Linked DNA regions of Mus musculus: regions 1 and 2 are each linked to region 3. A link is a loop called in an ENCODE intact Hi-C map of the cell type or tissue named here. Cell type or tissue: heart. All regions are shown on one strand. Links, peaks and the distances in the headings refer to the core of each region. The heading gives the core; the rest is flanking DNA.

Evidence for each region. A loop is a pair of places that touch in the nucleus more often than their neighbours do. Peaks named below come from ENCODE experiments on the same cell type or tissue, not always from the same donor. Only the 100,000 strongest peaks of a DNase experiment are listed, where the experiment ranks them.
Region 1: it touches region 3 in a loop (5-fold over the local background); 1 of 42 quality-filtered maps calls a loop at or near these places.
Region 2: it touches region 3 in a loop (2.1-fold over the local background); 1 of 42 quality-filtered maps calls a loop at or near these places.

The regions. Positions count from the first base shown.
Region 1 is chr15:99,711,408-99,717,550 of GRCm38, forward strand. Smarcd1 (SWI/SNF related, matrix associated, actin dependent regulator of chromatin, subfamily d, member 1) reads left to right here. Exons shown (of 13, transcript NM_031842.2): 12 at 752-853; 13 at 965-2,588. The coding sequence ends at 1,018. Gm16537 (predicted gene 16537) reads right to left here. Exons shown (of 3, transcript NR_155353.1): 3 at 4,127-4,432. Among named protein-coding and RNA genes, the nearest start is that of Gpd1, 3.1 kb to the right of the region's middle. In heart, for the core only: CTCF peaks have their summits at 2,459 and 3,651 (motif pointing right); DNase peaks (open chromatin) are centred at 3,044, 3,644, 4,214 and 4,804; H3K27ac peaks cover 2,851 bases.
Region 2 is chr15:100,123,060-100,129,202 of GRCm38, forward strand. The region is part of intron 2 of Dip2b (disco interacting protein 2 homolog B); the gene reads left to right. Among named protein-coding and RNA genes, the nearest start is that of Dip2b, 87 kb to the left of the region's middle. In heart, for the core only: a CTCF peak has its summit at 3,893 (motif pointing left); DNase peaks (open chromatin) are centred at 2,422 and 3,862; H3K27ac peaks cover 900 bases.
Region 3 is chr15:100,224,281-100,231,829 of GRCm38, forward strand. Atf1 (activating transcription factor 1) reads left to right here and starts at 3,579. Exons shown (of 7, transcript NM_007497.3): 1 at 3,579-3,802. In heart, for the core only: CTCF peaks have their summits at 3,668 and 4,508 (motif pointing right); DNase peaks (open chromatin) are centred at 2,891, 3,491 and 3,811; H3K4me3 peaks cover 2,985 bases; H3K27ac peaks cover 3,707 bases.

The sequences.
Region 1 (6,143 bases), core at 1,139-6,138, 510 kb before region 3:
CAGTGTTGTCTCTGGACTCCCAGCTGTTGGGACTAGAACTGAGGATCTGGGCTCTGCTCTCCCGCAGATGTATTCCATCAGGAAAACATAGCTAGTGTGAGTAAAACGTTGGAGATGCTTCCCAGGAGAAGACCATCATAAGCCTAGACGGGAACATGCACCTGGGTGTCACAGCTCAGGTGCTTGGTGTGCTGTGACTGCTGTGGCCAGCACAGCAGAAAGGGCACCTGGCAGTGACTTAATGGGTGCTTGGGTCACGTGACTTGGGATGTCATTTATTTGTTTATTTTGGCCTGCTGGGTCTTTTGAAGAAACCTGACCCAAACTGGGTAGCTTGAGCAATGGGGATTGTCTCCCAGTGGTGGAGACTGGAAATCCAGAGTGAAAGTGACAGGGTTGGTCTCTGCTATGCTCTCTGCTAGCTTCTGGTGACCCTGTGTGTCCCTCAGGTCAGGCTTGCTGTCTTTGTGTGTCTTCACATTGTGTCTGTGTATCTCTCTTTGTCTACATTTCCCTCCTTCGTAAGGACACCAGTTATACTGGATTAGGGCCAATCCCAATGAGCTCACCTTAACTTGACTATCTGCAGAGACCCTATTTCCATATCAGGTCACATTCACAGGTGCTGGGGAATTAGACCTTGAGCATCTTTGGCGGGGAGCTGGGGGCAGGCAAGGGGTACAGTCCAACTGAGAGCAGCTGTGAGAGCGGGAACCATGTTGTCCTGTCCTCCCGCTCCCCCCACCCCCAGACGATGACTGATGTGGTGGGTAACCCGGAAGAGGAGCGTCGTGCTGAGTTCTACTTCCAGCCCTGGGCTCAGGAGGCTGTGTGCCGATACTTCTACTCCAAGGTTGGTGCTGTGTCTGGGGCGCCCAAGGGAGGTGACACAAGGCAGGACGAGTGGTGTCAGCTGGTTGCCAGCCTTTGGTATCTCCAGCTTGCATCCCTATTTTCTCTGCAGGTGCAGCAGAGGCGGCAAGAGTTAGAGCAAGCCCTGGGAATCCGAAACACATAGGGCCTCTGTGGCCCTAGCCTGGCTGCACCGATTCCTTGGGCCCTGTGCTGCCTGCCTCAGTGTACCTGTCTTGGTCTTGCTTGAGGCATTCCAGGGGACTTGGCTTCAGGACAGTGTCACAATGAAGAGGGTGTCACATTTCTGTCTCACAGTCACCTGTTATCCCGTCCTGTACCCCAGTCGTCCCCCGTCCCGTCGTGTCCCCCCCTCACCCCACCCCGCCTCAGCTCCTCCCCATCAGGCTCCTGTGTGCCTCTACCTCCCTATCCTACATAGGACCTCTAGATAGTGTTAGAGAACCACAGAGTGGGGGCCTCCTGAGGTCAGGTGGTCTTGAGGGAGACCAGCTACACTGATCCTGCCCTTGTCAGGAGACCTAGGCCTTGGGAGCTATCCCTGTCTGAGCCTCAGGCCTAGGGCAGTCTGTAAGCTAGCTGACCTTGGCCCTCCCGGTAGCTTGACTTCTTCCCTCCCCTCCGCAGGTTGGGGCAGAGGCTCCTTTACCTCTGGCAGTAAAGGAGCCTGGGCTTCACTGAGCCCCGGGTTGGTCCCCTGCCCTCTGGACTTAACCTGCTGTCTCAGTGTCCTCTGACCCCTTAGGGGTCCATGTCAGTATTGGAGTGTGTGTTGAATTGTTGCTCCCTCCCACACACTCCCGTAGCCGCCCAGTTTAGGATTTCCCTACACCTGCCCTAACCCACGCTTTTGGGTTGGGGATCTTGCCTTTCCTTGTCATTCCCAGCAGAGACTGTTCCTTCCTGCTGTTAGAGGAGTGGCTTGTTTATTCACTCCACCCTGCCCCCTCCTGTAAATGGAGAAACAGGCCTGAAATCAAACGGGTAAAGCCCTAGGCCATCCCTGTCTTCCTGTCCCATGTCTGCCCAGTTGAATCCCACTGGTGGCTTCCCGGGCACTGAGGAGTAAAAGCGCCTAGGGCTGGAGAATAGGTCTGAAATGGGTTTGTGACTCCCCACCCCCTGCCCTGCCCTCAAAGCTTCAGACCCCTCAGGGAGCAGCAGGATGTGGGATCGAGGCCCCTTGGGACAGATGCTTTGAATCTTCCAGGGAAGCCTCCGATTCTTCCAGGTTTGTCACCCGGAGTTAGCATGTCCCAGGCTCGCAGACAACACTGCAGGGTGGGAGACAGCTGGGCACAGGGGGATTCTGTTGAGCATGGGCTCTGAACCCACAGAACTGACAAAGCCCCTGCTTCCCCACCCCCACCTCAGGCTCCTGCGAGCAGTGCTCCTGCACCCTTCCCAGCCTGTTCTGTACTGGGGACAGCAGTCTTCTCCCTGTCCTCCCATGTCCTATATCCACCCCTCCCCTTGGAAGGTCCTCCCCACAGTGACACTGGACAGCCCTGGGGCAGCTGAGCCCCAGCCTGGCTTCTGGCTGGAAGCGCGATGAGGAGACTTAGCACTCCACAGTGTCCCTGGTGGTAACTGTTCTTATTAACTGATTGTGTTTTGTTTTGTTTTGTTTTGTTTTCATGGACCAAAATTTTTTTTGTACTGTCTCCTTAACTGATGTCACCCAGTTTTAATAAAAGACTTCTAAAGAGCAGGTCCCTGCTGTCTGGAGGGGTCACTGTGGGTGCCTGCTGTCTGGAGAGGCCACTGTGGGTCCCTGCTGTGTGGAAGGGTCACTGTGAGTCCCTGCTGTATGGAGGGGTCACTGTGGGTGCCTGTTGTCTAGAGAGGTCACTGTGGGTCCCTGCAGTCTGGAGGGGTCGCTGTGGGTCCCCACTGTCCGGGGAGTCACTACTGTAGTGCCATCAGGGTTAGGCTGCCCAGGGCTCTCTTACTTGAGAGATGTTTCTTGAACACTGGTGATCTCCAGTTGTACTGGGCTCTGGGGGTCTGGGGAAATGAGTCTTTTCCCCGGGGACTCTAGGTCGTATCAGAGGCTTGTGACCTCAGCAATGCCCTTGGGATAGTCCCTCCCACCTCCATCATGAACAGACAAGGCAGTGGCACTGCTGGTGTCTCCCTCGTCCTTGAAATCTCCAGGTCACTTGCTGGCTGGAACAAGCTGTCCTTTGGCATCTGTGGGCCCCTTGAGCTTGATGAAACTGGGCTCTGTTCTCCCTAGGGTGCATGCCCATCCAGCTGTTGCCAAGGCCCCGGTGACAGCAGGTTTCTCTGTTTCCCATACAAACCCATCAACCTCATGCTTTTCAGGTTCCACGGACAGCCCCAAGATAGCAGGGTTCTCTTTGTGTTGTATTCCTGTGTATGTAACCAAGGCTGACCGTAAACTTACTATGCAACTGCCTCCTTCTCCCCAAGTGGAGATTACAGATGTGTGCCATTACAGCGCCCAGTGTAAGAAGTCTGTTCTTTTTTTGTTTTTTTTTTTCAAGACAGGGTTTCTCTGTGTAGCCCTGGCTGTCCTGGAACTCACTTTGTAGACCAGGCTGGCCTCGAACTCAGAAATCCGCCTGCCTCTGCCTCCCGAGTGCTGGGATTAAAGGCGTGCGCCACCATGCCCAGCTAAGAAGTCTGTTCTTAAACCCAGTGTGGATGGCCGCTTTAGTCCTGTGTTGAGTAGATAGGGCTGCCTAGCTGGCTGCTCAGACATCAGAGATGCTCCTTGGGAAAAGCAGGCAATGCCTGCAGTTCTACCTGCTTCCACCAGGGGGCTCACAACCTCCTACTGCACTCCTGCCCAAGAAAGTGTGGAACATTGGATGAGCCACTGCCACATCCTGTAGTCAGCTGAAAAATCTTACTCATCAGTACATTGATACATGCCTTTAATCTCCACGCTAGGGAGGCAGAGGCGGGAGGGTCTCTGAGTTCCAGGCCAGCCAGGATTACAAAGGCACTATTTCACAAAAAAGTGAATAAAATTTTACCCACTGAGCAGCTGGGGGTCTGCTGAGTAGTGTTGTCTGTCTGCTGCCAATCTAGAACATCCTGGCTTCTCTGAGTTGAGAGGGTTAAAAAAAAGGTGTAATCACTGGGTCTAGAGAGAGCGGGTGACTGAGCTGGCATCTGTTTTTACCCAGGCTAATTGCACGTGTAATGAGTGGCCGATGAATCATCAATTCCAAGCAGATACGGCACAGCCTGCTCTTGGAGAGGCTTTGGTGGCACAGACAACTTCCTGTTAACGAGCATTCTCTTTATTCCTTCGTGAATGGCCACGTGCTTTGTCTCTCCACACAGCCTAATAGGATGTAGGGGCAAAGAGAGGCGGGAGTATTTAAGCAAAAACAAGGATCCGTTTCAGGCATAAATGCCCATTCTTTAGGGTTCCTATCATATGTGCCAGGGACAGGAACATCCTTTCTCTTCCACCCCTCGTAATCAGCGCTCCCAGCTGGCGGCCTGGCACCGGAGCCTTCATCTCTGTGCCAGTGTGATAAAGGAGAGGTCTGTGGGAGGCTAGCTCTGCATCAGGCAGAATCTGATAGAAGAAAAACAACTAGCTATTGATTGATTTCAGTGATTCTCCCCATCATTAGAGACTGCCTGGCCGCGAGACCATGATAGGCTGCCTCTGTGTAATCCCCGAGCTGAGAAAAAGACATGCTTCCAATCCTGACCTCCTACCCACTTCTCCTCGCCGCTGGTGGCATTGGTGACACTCCCCTCTAACCTAGTGCTGATTACTGTCCCTGGCCAGGGGCAGCCTGGGGGGGTGGGTGGCAACACTCCATTAGTGGTGTGCCAAGCCAGGAGGTCTGCACATGAGCATACAGTGGCGCCTGCCCTGTGGGTCAAGGTGCAGCACTGGAGGGCGAGAAGCCTGCGCTGCGCTTTCCAGAGTGACTTGGAAACCCGAGTTCCTCCTCTTAGTCAAACAGATGTCTGTGGGTGCCATGGAGCCCAAACTGCTGGATATGGGCCTGCCTTTCTCCCCCTCCCCCAAAGCTACACACCCACACCGGCATCAGAGACCACAGAGCTGCGGAGACATGGCTACCCTTGAGTTTTAGAGGCTGCTGCTGTAACTGGCTTCTCTGGCCCTGTCTAGAGACTGTAACCAGCTGTTTAATTTAAGGGTCCCTGTGGGATAAGCAGAGCCTGAGAGAAGAAATTGAAGGGAGATCAGGCTTATCCAGGAGCATGTGCTGGCCACCACCTTCTGCCCTTCCTGAAGCCTGGAAGGAGTGTGGGTGGGCCACGTGTCACCAGTGGCCTTTGACCTTCCTTCCCTTTAGAGACCTTCAAACGGAGATTATCTGAGGTGAAGGGGCAACCTGTGGGTCCCTGACCTGCAAGTAACCAAGATGACCTTGTTATTTTTAGTTTTCCAAGACAGGGTTTCTTTATGTAACCCCCCCCCCCCCACTATCTGGGAACTCACTCTGTAGACCAGGCTGGCCTCAAACACACAGAGATTCACCTACCTCTGCCTCCTGAACGCCAGGATTAAAGGTGTGCACCACTATGTCCATTTTCTCCCGAGATATTTTAATCCTTGGTCGGGGTGGGGGTATACACCAAAGCAGCCCCTTACTGTGTATGTGGTATTGTAGTATTATTCCCTAGAAGGTGCTCACATCCCTTGATCCTCTCACCCAGAGCCCGTGGTGGAGCTACCATCATGGGACATCATGGGAGTGGAACAGCTGAGGATCTGGGGGAGGCACATGCTAGCTAGCGAGAGCGATGAGGCGTTTGCCTTTGAAAACATCGCTGTTGCTGACGCTAGTGCTTTTTTCTCTCTCTCTCTGAAACAGACTAGCCTCGAACTCATCGAGACCCTCTTGCCTCTGCTTCCCAAGCGCTGGGGTTAAAGACATGCACCACCATGCCGAGCCCTGTCAGTTGCAGTTTATTTCAGTGCTGGAGACTGAAGGCATAGCTGGGGGGGGGGGGTGTGATAGCTGGGGGGGGGTGTGATAGCTGGGGGGGGGGGGGTGTTACTGTTTCTTGACCAGACTCAATACCAATACGTAGGTGGAGAACTAAGCCGAGGCCAAACGAGGGAAGAAGCTGGCCAGCACTGTCAGCTGGGAACTCGAGAGGAAAAGCTGGCCTGGCCTCAGCCTCAGTCCTGTTCTCCACCTGTCTGTCCCCTTTACTACCCTTTCTGCAGGCCAGACTCCTAGTCCCTGGGTGCCAGCCTCTGGGCCACCTCAGGGGCGGAGCTTGGCTGCACCCACGTGTGG
Region 2 (6,143 bases), core at 1,139-6,138, 100 kb before region 3:
TCTCTTTCTTCCTTTCTTTCTTTCACATTTCACATCTCCTAACACATATCCTGTGTTATGCTCAATAGTAGGTGTGTGTGTGTGTGTGTGTGTGTGTGTGTGAATGTATGTATGTATGGTGTGTGTGTGTCCCCATGTCCATCTGTCCATGTCCAGAAAAGCAAGAAGAGGGTGTTAGGTTCCCTAGAGTCACAGGCAGTAGTGAAATGACTGAACATGGGTGTTGGGAATGGAACTCCAGTCAGAAGTGGAGTTAGCCGCCAGTGCTCTTAACTACTGAGCCATCTCTCAAGCCTTATCTCACTCAGCCTTTCTGTTAGGATTGTTCTAGATTTGCACAAAGATAATTTGTATTTATTTAAATGTCTTGGAGCTAGGGTGTCTTGGCACATGCCTGTAATTCAGCATTTGTGAGGTAGAGGCAGATGCATCAGGAGTCTGAGGTGATCACTGTCTGCATGGTGAGTGTGAGGTCCTTACCTCAGAAGACAAGAGTGAATGTCCATCAGCTTAGTGCTCACTAGCTGAGCAACCTTCCCCTCTAGCCGGGCCTCATTGCTGTTTGACAGTGAAGTGAAGCCTCCCTGGGCTACAGAGTGAGTTCAGGAACAGCCTGAGCAACTGAGGCAGCCTTGCTTCGAAATAAAGGGAGGCTTGGGCTGTGGTCTAATGGCTGAGTGCTTGCTTTGTTTATGCGGCCAGAAGTTCAGTCCCTGCCCAGCATTGTAAAGATTAATGCATTGGAAAATGCCCCTGAAGAGCTGCTGTGGCTCCTGTCCTCTGGTCCCAGACCCTTTCCTTTAGTGAGCCAGTGCTTTGATGATGCTGGTGAAGAGCTTCCCCGTCTTACTGTGTTGATGTTGTTTCAGACTGTTATGTCTGCTTTTCTTCTGTTCTTGCTTCAGCTCCGTTTCTCTGTGTCCCAGGGAAGATGGGGCTCACCCACCTTCCTTCCTTCCTTCCTTTTCTCACTAGATCACCCTGTCTGGCCTGACACCCACCACGTGAGCAGGCTGAGCTCTCTCTCTCCTCCTAGACTGCGGATGACCACAGCTCCCACCTCAGTTGATGGTGGATGTGGTGGTGTGGTGACTTCTATAGCATATCCCAGGAAGATGTTCTAGTGAGCAAAGGTTTTTGTTTTTGTGTTATCAGTCGTGGGTGGGGCCATTGTTTTGTTGGAGGGTATTTACCCCAGTGCCTTCTGCATAGGCAACTGCACACTGCAGCCCCTCAGCCATGTGCCTTTCACCGTGGGCCTGCAGCATTGGGTTCTGCCTTAAGCCTGTACACGTGTTTATATGATTGTGTTAATAGAAACAAAGGAAACACTTTGTGGTTTAGCCCCCCACTGCCCCAGACTATAGAAGAGCCTGAAATATCATTTTCTCTAACAAGCTTCCTGTAAGAATGTAAAAGAAGAGTCACAGTTTGTCTTTTTATAAAACATATGACTTTGTGTACATTGGTAGGCAGGATTTGCTTTGGGGCTTGTGATGTGCACAAGTACATGTATGTGAGTGGGTCTATATAAGGAGATCAGAGGACAGCCTTGGGTGTGACCTCCCACCTCCAGGCAGGCTCTCCCTTTGTTGTTATTTGCTTATACCAAGCTAGTTGGCCCACAAGCTTCTAAGGACCCCCCTCCTCATCCCACTCCAAACCGTAGTCTCCATCCCCTGTCTCCCTGTAGAAGGAGTCCCCTGGAATCACAGACAGAGCTTCACCTTGAGCCATCATCCATTAAGATGGAATTGTAATCATAACATTCAATCAGTTTCCTAATCTCTAAATTGATATGCCATTTTTTTAATCGCAGCCACCCACCGTCAGTGGTAGATGTGAGGATTCCAGCAAGATCTCGGTTATTTATTTTAACTAAATTGATAGGAACCTTGGTGTAAAGGGCCAAGGCCAGTTGGAGCACAGGGAGAGTAAGAGCAGCTCCGACCGACCTCTGCCTCTGCCGCTGAGGGCACAGCACTGCCGTTACATGGATTGGGTGCCAAACTTTGAAAACCACAGGATTCCAGACTTCTAAATGAGTGCTGGAGAAACTCAGAGGGTCTGGACAACCCAGCTACTGAAACCAGAAGTGATGTTTGGAGTATAATGAAGTAGGCCCGTGTGTGCCTCTGAGATGTGGGAGCTCCCTGCTGTGGGTTGTGCTGTCCATCTCATCCTGAGTTAGAGGCTCCTTTGCAGGCAAGGCTTCCGTATAATAGAGAGACTGCAGCTTCCACCCCCAGTCTGTGCTTTTGTGGGTGTGGGTAGGATGGGAGTAGCCATGACTGGATGCATATCATTGTATCTGCTCCATGTGTCTTATCAGAAGGAAGTCCAGTCCTTCCTCTCGGGGCTTCTTTTTCCCCCTGAATTGTCTAAAAGCCCACAGGCATCAAGTGGTCCTGTATTCACTTCCGAAACTGAAGGCCTTTGGGTGTGACTGCGAGCCAGTTTCACTCTGCAGCCCTTAATGCTGCCCTGCTGCTCAGCCCACTTCTTTTCCTGCCCCTCTGACGTATCCTGAAGGTGGAGTCCATTCTTCTTGCCTCACAAGACACTCTTGGAGTCGCAGAATGAAGTTCCTGAAATGTTCCCTTAGTCTCTGGCACAGCTATTTTCCTGGTGTCCTGTGGCCCAGAAAAATCTGTGGTCAGGATCTGTGTAGGGACTTGATCAGGGCTGCTGACCCCTTCCTTCCCAGGTTAGGAACTCAGCACTCATGGCCTCTTTCTCCGGACACGAGGAGACGTGAAGAGACGTGAGGAGACCTGAGGCTCTCTGTAAGTCCCAGGGCCTAAGCTCCTCAGCAAAGGCACAGAAGGACTTGGGCAGCTTCATCTGTCCTTGGTGAGGAGGAGAGCAGGGGCCTTGAATAAGGACTCAGGTGACAGTTGACACACTCTTCTGATGTCTCATCTGTGAGGGACCTCCTACTTTGTTAAAAGCATCGCCAGTCAGTGTTACTATACAGATGAGATGAGATGGATTAGGAAGCCTGTAATGCCTTCACTTGGAAGGCTGAAGCAGGAGGATCCTGAGTGTGAGGACTACATAGCAACCAAGTATATATACATATACTCTGTTCTGTATAGCCTTGATCTTGTCTCTTTACAGGTGGGAAGGGAAGGAGGGGGCCAGAGAGTGGGAAGAGCTGCAGTGTTACCTCCTTGTTGCCATTGGGCTTAGCAGGTGAGCTGAGCTGCTGTTCTTCCCGGGTCTGTTTTGTTTATGAGTGAGCTACCTGTTCCCAGCAGTCTTCCTTGTCCCTATCAAGGTTCCCACCCCTTTACTGGTTTGCTATGAACATCACATTGGAGGAAAGAGGTGTGCCCAGCTAGGTCCTCCTTCAGTGTCTCCCTTTCCTGAAACTTAATTCCTGTCATGTGGGTCACAGAGCCTTGCTCTTTTCCTTTTCAGCAATACCACAGGGATGGGGGCTAGGATGGGTAAGTGGGGGTGGGGGAAGACACATGTGTGAAGTTTACAAAGAGCATGCAGGGTTAAAACCATGAGCCCTGATGATCATTACCTCACTGCACGGCTGAGAGCATGGCAGCTCTGATCACCTTTGCAGTGAATGTTTTGTCCAGTGCTTCATCTCTGAGCTGCCTTGCTTGGCACTGCTCCTCCTCCATGTGTGAATATCTCTGAAGTTACAGGCAGCAGCGTCAGGGGTAAGAACTGAATTGGCGTCTCCTGTGTTCCTGGGTGGGAACGTTGTGCTGTTCCTTTCTGGGCTGTGCTTGGGTCACTACGTTCAATCAGCAGACACATAGAAGACTCACCCACGCTCAGAAGAGCACATTGTGTGCATGATGACTGTTGAAAAGGGATGACATGTAACAACTCTACCGCTCCATTTAAAGGAACCGCTGACCCCTAGTGGCCGCTCCGCATAGCATAGCTGCCTGAAGAGCCAAAACATCACTGTAGTGACCTCTGTTAAAGTCACACGGGGAGGGGAGACTGCATTTGTAAGGCTGCAGCCTCTAGTCCAGTCTTTATACTTAGTGCCTTTCAAGTTACATCAGTTTTATAAGTACCCCCGTGTCTATAAACTAAATAGCGGGAGGGTAAAGAATTCTGTTATAGCTAGTCACTGCAGGTTCCATCTAGTCCTTACTATAGAGAAAGTTATTTGTTCAGACTAAGGGTCTGAGTTTTTCACTTTAATTTATAGATTATCTATTATGTTGCTATATATAGTGATTCCACCGTTGCTTTTAGTTTTTTCTTGCCATGGCAGTAAAATTAAACACTTTATCCCAATCATGGGGCCTTGTATTGAGGCTCCCCAAGTAACTCCTGAGATGTGGTTGGATAGGGATGGTCCACCTCTGGCAGCATCTTGCCTGCCCGCCTGGTAGATAGTGCTCTGCCCTCCCATGCCCTCAGACTCCTCTGTCCTCCCCTTGATAAGGCCCGGGTCGTGTTGTTCCAGTTTCATCCATTAAATGGTGCACTGTCAGGCAGAGTGTAATAAATCTCCAGCATCTGTGACCTGCCCGGAGACTACTTCTTTCTTCTCACCCCAAGTCCATGTTCACTGCTAGTTCCTGTAGGAGAGACAGCTAAGTTTACAGTGTTGGAGAACTCTGCTCAGAGGGTCACCTTTTATCTAGAAACATAATTTGGTTTGATAGACCATAGCTTTTAGTTTTAAGAGAATCAATATCACTTTCATTTTCTTCCTTGGTATTCCCTTAATGTTCTATCATGAACAGCTGGTTTCATGTGCAGCAAAAGCTTTAGCTGTACACAGTAGTACACACCTGCAATCCCAGCACTCTGCAGCCAGCCTGTCTCAGTGCAGTACCTAGAAATCAAAGTCGATAAGTTTATAGTGACAGATTGTTCAGGAAGATGAGCTCCTGGCCTGCACTAAGTTCTGCTAGATTCACTGTTCTTCCTGGAAGTCTGATTTACTCTTGGTTTTTATTTTACAACTTCTTTTTATAATTACTTGTTTGTTTAGTGTGTATGTGTGTGTGTTTGCACGCACATGTATGCACACAAGAGCACCTGTACCACAGAGTATGTGGATCACAGGACAACTTGCAGAAGTCATTTCTCTCCTTCTGCCATGTGGGCCTTGGAAATTGGACTCTGGCTCTGAGGTATGGTGGCTACTGAGCCATCTTGCTGATGCTTTTGTTGTCTTTGTAGCCCAGGATGATCTCAAACTCACAGCAGTCCTCCTGCTTCAGCCTCCTGAATGCTAAAAAGATAGTTGTGGGCCAACTTTCATGGCTGCTTTTACAATGTCTTGTCAAGTTGGAGCAGATGCACTACACACGCAAACTGAGTTTATTCTGACATAAATCTATGTTTGTATGACATGTGCTGGGTATACTTACTGAAACTGTAAATAGAACGTCTGGGTTGATTTCTGACAAATTAAAGTATGTCGATTGTCACAGTTTTAGACGTAGAGGAAATGGGATGGCTTAGAAGCTTGGATTCCTATGAAGACAGAGACATGCCCATTACTCAGAAGAGAGCTGTGTGGGCTTTGTTTCTGGTGCCCATTCACTTGTGCTCTGGCCCGTACACCCGCTGACCCCATTTTCATTAGAAGGCTTTCTCTGTGTATGTTTCCTTTTCCTGTGATGACCTGTAGCTGATTTTGATTCCGAGTGGAGATATGTGCTCTTTCCAGGTCTTTCCCAGATTTATGCCTGCCACCTTTTTTTGTTTTTGTTTTTGTTTTTGTTTTCGAGACAGGGTTTCTCTGTGTAGCCCTGGGTGTCCTGGAACTCTGTAGACCAGGCTGGCCTTGAACATAGAAATCTGCCTGCCTCTGCCTCCCGAGTGCTGGGATTAAAGGCGTGTGCCACCACTGCCCGGCTTGCCTGTCACTTCTTCGTGGCAATGTTTTATCTTCACTTACATTATTTTTCTCCTTTTAAATTAGTTACATCAAAAAAACATAAAGCAGAAACATATTTGAGAAAGATATTTAAAAATACTTAGATTTGAATGTCTCCTCTTTTAAGTAAGAATTTGCAGTCCTTTTTAACATTTAAAACATTAAGTACACAGTTTGGAAAGATCATGTTCCTTTGAGTGATTTGTTATGCTGTTTGATCAGTACAAGAAACAGCAATAGATGATACATCTGTAGTTTTATATAGCCT
Region 3 (7,549 bases), core at 1,415-6,414:
GAGCCAGGTGATGCAGGGAAAGAATGAGAGCCCCAGGGAATATCTAGAAAGACTTTATGAAGCCTATAAGACCTATACTCCTTTTGACCTTTGACCAGAAGCCAGAACGCACCAGTCATCTGTGAACATGGCTTTTGTTAACCGAACTGCCCCTCACATCCATTGGATGCTCCAGCGCCTGGGTGGCTTTTCAGGTAAGCAACTGAGTGAGGTAGCAGCCACAGAGCTGAGAGCTTTTCACAACCGGGAGACCCCGGAGAATGACAGACCAGAGGACTGGAGGAAGTACTACGTGCTGCCACAAGCCACAGCTGTCCGACAAGAGTGAGCTGAAAAATCAGCTCCTGGGAGGGGCAGAGCTGCTCCCACTGAAGAAAGAACCACTCTCCATCAGAGAGGGACCAGTGTGCCTATTGAGGGGAAAGGCTGCTGGGAGCATGAGTGCCAAGATGAGTATCCTAAGAAAACATCAAAGAGATGGTCCAAAGGTTCTGGAATTAGAAGATGACTGAGGGTGTCGGGGCTTAACACCCTCCATGAACCCTGGGCAACCCTAAAGGTGGAGGGGAAGCCTGCAGACTGTCTGGTGAACATGGGTGCAAGGATGCAAGGGGCAACAAGCACCAAGCCCTACCACTGACTACCTGAAGAAAGGTGGACTTGGGAGTGCAATGGGTAACTCACGTGTTTATGGTCATTCCTGGTTGCCCATATCCCCTGCTGGGAAGAGACCTCCTCACCAAGATGGAAACCCACTATTTTGGTCTAGAGGGAGTGGAAGTGCTGGATAAGAATGGCCCCATCCATGCTCTGACCTTGGCCCAAGAATAGGAACACAAACTGTTCCCTCAGCCAGCCTATCTCCAAGCCCGTTACTTCAGAGGTTCCTAGCCGAAGTCCCCAAAGTCTGGGCCGAAACAATTCAATGGGACTCACCTGACATTGAGCTCTGGTTCTAGTTCAATTAAAAGTTGGGACTAGGGGCTGGAGAGATAGCTCAGTCATTAAGAGCACTGGCTGCTCTTCCAGAGGTCGTTGAGTTCAATTCCCAGCAATCACATGGTGGCTCACAACCATCTGTAATGGGATCTGATGCCCTCTTCTGGTGTGTCTGAAGACAGCTACAGTGTACTCATATAAGTAAAATAAGTCTTTAAAAAATAAAAATTATCAGGCAACATCCAATACCCAGAGATGCCAGGCCCCTCGCTTTAATCAGCTCTGGGAGGTAGGGATTCTGAGTCCTTGCCAATCAGCATGGCACACTCCCCTCCTTTCGGTCAAGAAGTCCTATTCCAATGACTGCCAGCGTGTGCAGGATGTAAGGGAGGTAAATAAACAGTGGAAGATACCCATCCTACAGTTCCAGACTCATCCGTCCTGCTGAGCTGATGTCCAGACCCTCTAGCCTTTACCCCCAAGTGCTGGACCTTCAGGTGAGTGCCACCACACACAATCCAGGGATCCTCTCAGATAGTTCTTCATCCTTCTCTTTATTTTTAAATGATCAGCAGGGGCTGGGAGATGTCTCCAGGTTAAAGGATGAGAACGCTTCTCTTGCAGAGGTCTCATGTTAGGTTTCCGGCATGTATCAGACAGCTCACAGCTGAATGAAATGAGGACATGACCGTTCTGAGGCATATGGTTGAGGAGAAGGCTTTGAGTGTAGATGTGGGAGAGAGTACAGCCAGAGGCATGGGAAGAGGCCAGGGCAGGGAGACAAATAACAGACTGACCAGAGCTTTGACAGGGGGCAGAGCAAGAAAAAGGAAGAGAAAGTTGGAAGAGGCAAAGAGCCAAGAGAGATGGCCAAACTGGCAGGATTTTTGGAACTCAGAAGCTGGGGGAAGAGAACTGAAGGCCCTCAGCCTGGGTTTAGGGTAGGGGGTTGGTGTGTGCTAGAGAAGAGCAGATTGTGAGCCTGGCTACCAGCCTGTGCTTTGGCATGCTAACAGACACCACAGTTAGCCATTTGTCCTGGGTTTCTTTGGGACCTGACAGCAACCATTTGTAATTCTAACTCCAGAGGATCCAACGCTCATTTCTGGATTCTGAAGAAACCTGTGCGCATACCATTCCCCATCTGAGACACACAGACACACAAAATTTACAATAATATATTTAAAAAGCAAACACTTGAAAGAAAGGATGAATGTATAGAAGTGTTTGGAGGGGGGAAAGAGCTGGAGAGATGGCTCAGTGGTTAAGAGCACTGACTGCTCTTCCAGAGGTCCTGAGTTCAATTCCCAGCAACCACATGATGGCTCTGTAATGGGATATGATGCTCTCTTCTGGTGTGTCTGAAGACAGCTACATAAAAAATAAATATAGGCCGGGCGTGGTGGCACACGCCTTTAATGCCAGCACTTGGGAGGCAGAGGCAGGCGGATTTCTGAGTTGAAGGCCAGCCTGGTCTACAAAGTGAGTTCCAGGACAGCCAGGGCTATACAGAGAAACCCTGTCTTGAAAAACCAAATATATATTTATATGTGTGTACACACACACACACACACACACACACACACATATATATATCTTTAAAAGAAAAAATAAAGGTTTGGAGGGAGGAAAAGAGAGAAATGATAATATAATCTCAAAAAAAGGACCCCTTTTAAAAACACTATGGGTGATGGAATGACTGCTGCTGGCCTGTTGTTCAGGCCAGGCTGGTATCTGCAAGCTTTCCCCCGACCTTACTTTGTAGGTCACTTTCCATAATGTTGAGACTCTGACTTAGTGTTGTACTTTCCATAGTTTTTTAAGACAGGCTTTCTTTGTATAGCCTTGCCGGGCCTGGAACTTTCTATGAAGATAAGAGATAGCACTGTGCCTGCCAACCCAAAGTGCTGGGGTCAGAGGCACAGCTGACCACGCCTGGCAATTTCCATAAATTTGATAGCGACTCCAGAGAGGTTGGGTAACTAGCCTAATCAGTCAAAACCCGAGTACTTCTATTTAAAGGTAGTCATCGGCCTTAGCTTTATTGGGCAATATTTGCTGAATCACGGTGCCTGGAGTCTAATAAGCCCTTCTAAACGCTTCAGTTTTACATCACATCGTATGTTCTGAAGGCTCAAAACCAAAGTCTTCACTCACCCAGTTATTAGGAGGGAAGGTGTCAAATACAACTTCTCAAAACATTTGATAATGCACTTTGTAGAGGGCATGCTAAAAACAAGCAAGCGAGCGAGCAAACCGCTATGATGCCCTAGCAGAACCTTGCCAAGGCTGAGATAAAGGCATCTGTATGAAGGTCAACTCCCCACAAGGACATGCTAAGTCCTTTCCGAAGCACTAAGATGGCAGCGCAAGGTTTTACAGTTACTTAAACAGAGCAGGTAGCCGAGGGTCAGCTGTCCCGCCCGCGAGAGAGGGAGGTCAGGACCCCGCGCCATTGCCCCAAGATCCCCGGAGCTCCCCCAGCGTCCCCGTGGCGGCCCGCGCGCTCCCGAGCTCGCCAAGATGGCGGCGCTCACGTGACCACGCGGTGACGCAGCACGCCGGCGCGCAGGCCACGCCCCTCCCCACGCTCCCGCGCACTCCTCGGCCGCCCCCCCCCCCCCCCCCAGCCCCGGCCCCCGGCCTGTGCGGATCATGCCGCCTGCGACGCCCCTCGCGGCCGGGAAACGGTAGCCGCGACGGTTGGCTCTCGAGTTACGCTCTCCTCCCGCACCCCGCCGACCCCTGGGACGCGCGCCACCTCGCTGCGGTGCGCGGCTGGCAAGTGAGGAGTAAAGTCGGCGCCGCCTGGGACGGGGGAGTGGAGCTTCCTGCCCCGGGCAGCGGCCAGGCGGCCCCGCGGGTGAGTGGGGCGCGGCGGAGCGCGAGGCGGCCCGGGCGGGAAGGCGGCGCCGGCGGGGACGCAATGGCGGCCACGCGCCGGCCGGGGGTCGCGCGCGGCTCGGCGGGCGGTGGGGGAGGGGCGCGGTGGGGGTGGGGCCGGCCGCGCGCTTCCGGTCGCGCGCGTCCCGAGCGCCCGGGCGTTAGGCTCCCCTCGCCTCCGCGGGGCGCGTTGGGAGAGGCGCCCCGGGCCTCCCGCGCTCCTTGGCTCGGCCCGCGCCGCATGGAGGCGGGAAGAAAAGCCGAGCGGCGGCCTCCGGCAGGCTGCAGACGCCGCGGCCTTGGGCTCCCGCCTCCATGACTGGGAAAACCGAGGCAACCCGCCCTGTGGCGGGGCACGGCGTTCCTCTCCTTCCGGGAGTCTCGCCGCTGGCCGCCTAAGTTATGATAGAAACTTAAAAGAGTCTCGGTAGCCGCCTTTTCTTTTTGAGACGGGATTTGTTGCGAAGAGTTCATGGTGCAGGACTTCCAGACGCGGTCGCCGGGTCCGGTTTATTATAGCGTTTTTAGTTTTGCCTGAGACAGGGCTTACCAAACTGGCCTTAAATAAATTTATATATACATACACACACACATACATACATACATACATACATACATAGTCCAGGTTGGCTTCGAACACGGCTTATGTTAGGATTTTTTGTTTGTTTTTTTGTTTTTCTTATATGAGTACACTGTAGCTGTCTTCAGACACTCCAGAAGAGGGAGTCAGATCTCATTACAGATGGTTGTGAGCCACCATGTGGTTGCTGGGAATTGAACTCAGACCTCTGGAAGAGCAGTCAGTGCTCTTAACTGTTGAGCCATTTCTCCAGACCTTCAACATCTTTTTCAAGGAAGGAAGCTAAGACGCCTTTTCCTCACTCACCAGCTGAGAAGTCTCTGTACTTGATATTTATTGATATTTACTGTTCACTCGTGACAGTCTGCTGGTCACTGAGCACACTTTACTGCAGACAGGCACTGCCTTTAGAGAGCTTAAAGCTGGGAGAAACAGGCAGGCTAGTAAACATAGCTGTTAAGTAATTCAGAGATAACGAGCCAGGCAAGACAAATGTATTAAAATAGGACCTGATCCAGGCGTAGTGGCACAAGCCTTTAACCCCAGCTCAGGCGGCAGAGGCTCTAAAGACCAAACCAACCTCCTACCCCTCACCCAGGAAGGAAAGAAAACCACAGGACTTGGTACAGTAAGGAATGGCAGTAAGAGGTATTGCTGGGCCAGGAATGGTGGTGGACACAGCCTAGCTTCTGGGTTTTTGCATCCTAATGTGAGATCTGAAGTAAATACAGTTTCTTTAGGTCTCATCACCACAAAAACAAATCTCTTCTCTTGATATTTCACGTAGAAAGTCGCTTTCTTTGTAGGATTTATTAAAAGCACCTTGCCTTGGGCTAGGGATGTAGCCTGCTCTGTAGAGGACCTGGGTGTGTTGGCAGGTTCTGCTTAATTGAGGCAAGCGGGGATGTCTGGAGAGTCAAGTTCAAGAAAGGTCACCCTCTGCTATGTATCAGGTTTTGAGGCCAATCTGGGCTATAGAAGACCCTGTCCTAGGAGGGCAGTGCCTTGCCTTGTGTGTGACAGCCATCCATAGCCTGCGGACTTCTCCGTTTCCAGCATCTTGTTGGTGATGCATTTGGACTGCATTTCATTGCCTTCCTGATTCTGCCCAACTGTGCATCATATTATGATAGCTGCTACTTGGAACTTAATTGTTTTTATAGAAAATGTACTCAGATAGTGTATTTTGTTTAAAAAGGTGTCATTTTGAAAAGCAGACTTTAGGGCTGGCAAGATGCTCAGTGGGTAAGAGTACTGACTGCTCTTCCAAAGGTCCTGAGTTCAGGTTCTGGTGGCCATATGGTGGCTCACAACCATTCTTGATGACATCTGATGCCCTCATCTGGTGTGTCTGAAGACAGCTACAGTGTACTTAATTTGTAATAATAATTAAAATCTTTAAAAAAAAGAAAAGCAGACTTCAGTCAAGCATGGTAGGACATACCTATGGCCTTTTTCTTAGCACTCAGGAGGCAGAGGCAGCCTGGGCTTTAAAATCCTGTCTAAAAAACAAAACAAAAACCTCAGCCAGATTTAAAATTTTAGGAATGGGGAGACTGGCTGCTCTTCAGAAGAAGACCTGGGTTCAAGTCGCAGCATTCTCATGGCAGCTCACAACTGCCTGTAACTAGCTCCTGGGTAATCCTGTACCCCTACACCCTACACACATGCAGGCAAAACACCCATGCTTATAAAATAAGTTTGTTTGTTTTTAAGTGTATTTGCAGTTGATAATTCAGTAAAACAGAACAGGTACAGTTTGTTGCTTATAGTGAGAAAAAGGTGTTTGTTTGTTTGTTTGTTTGATTGAATTGGGGGGGGGTGGTGTTTGTTTCTGTTTTTTCAAAACGGTTTCTCTGTGTAGCCCTGGCTGGCCTGGAACTCAGAAATCCGACTGCCTCTGCCTCCTGAGTGCTGGGATTAAAGGTGTGTTCCACCACGCCCGGCTAAAAAAGTATTTTATGTGTATGGATGTTTTGCCTTCAAATGTGCCTGTGTGCTATGTGTTCCTCTGGAAGCCAGTAGATCCCCTGGAGTTGTATATGGTTTTGAGCCACTTTATAGGTGCTGGGAAGTCAAACCCAAGTCCTCTCAAAGAGCAGCCAGTGTTCTCAACCCACTAAGCCATCTCTCTAGCTTATGATTAAGAATTCTTAACTTGTCCAGCAGGGGTGGCACATGCCTTTAATCCCAGCACTACGGAGGCAAGAGGCAGGTGGATCCTTTGAGTTCAAACCCAGCCTGGTCTACAGAGTGAATTCCAGGAACAGCCAGGGCTATGCAGAGAAACCCTGTTTCCAAAAACAAAAAAAATCTCAACTTTTTGCTTCCTGACATGTTTTCAGTGTTGGAGAAAAAGGGCTAATGTCATTAGTCAGTGGGGAGAAAGCCAAAGCCACCTTGTTCTTATTAGAAAGCTTACTATGAAAACAGAAAAAAACAGCAAGTGCTGGTAAGGATGGGAGGAACTGCGGCTAGAATTTTTTTTTTTTTTTTTTTTTTTTGGTTTTTTGAGACAGGGTTTTTCTGTAGTATAGCCCTGGCTGTCCTGGAACTCACTTTGTAGACCAGGCTGGCCTCGAACTCAGAAATCCTCTTGCCTCTGCCTCCCGAGTTGCAGCTAGAATTCTTATGTTCTGCTAGGACAGTAAACCCGGCTGGATGCCATTAAAATTAGTACTTCAGATGGACAACAGAATAACTGATGATTTAGCAGCTCTCTAGGCTACACATACAAAGAAAATGGAAAGCAAGCTCTTTTTTTCTTTGTTCTTTCAAGACAGGGTCTTGAGTGTAGCCAGCCCTAGCTATCCTGGGACTTCTGTAAACCAGGCTACCTATAAACTTGTAAGACAGCAGTTCTCAACCTTCACAGGGGTCCAGAATTAGATAGCCTGCATGGTCAGATATTTACAATTTATAACAGCAAAATTATTATGAAGTAACAAAAAAAATAGTTTTATGGTTGGGGTCACATGAGGTATGTGTTAAAGGGCTGCAGCATTAGGAAGGTTGAGAACCACACTCACCTAGAGATGAACCTTTGCCACTAGGCCTGGCAAAAGCAGGTCTTTACGAGATAATCGTTATCCATGTTTATGGCTCAACTATTCACAGCAGTCGGGAGACTGAAGCAACCCAACTATT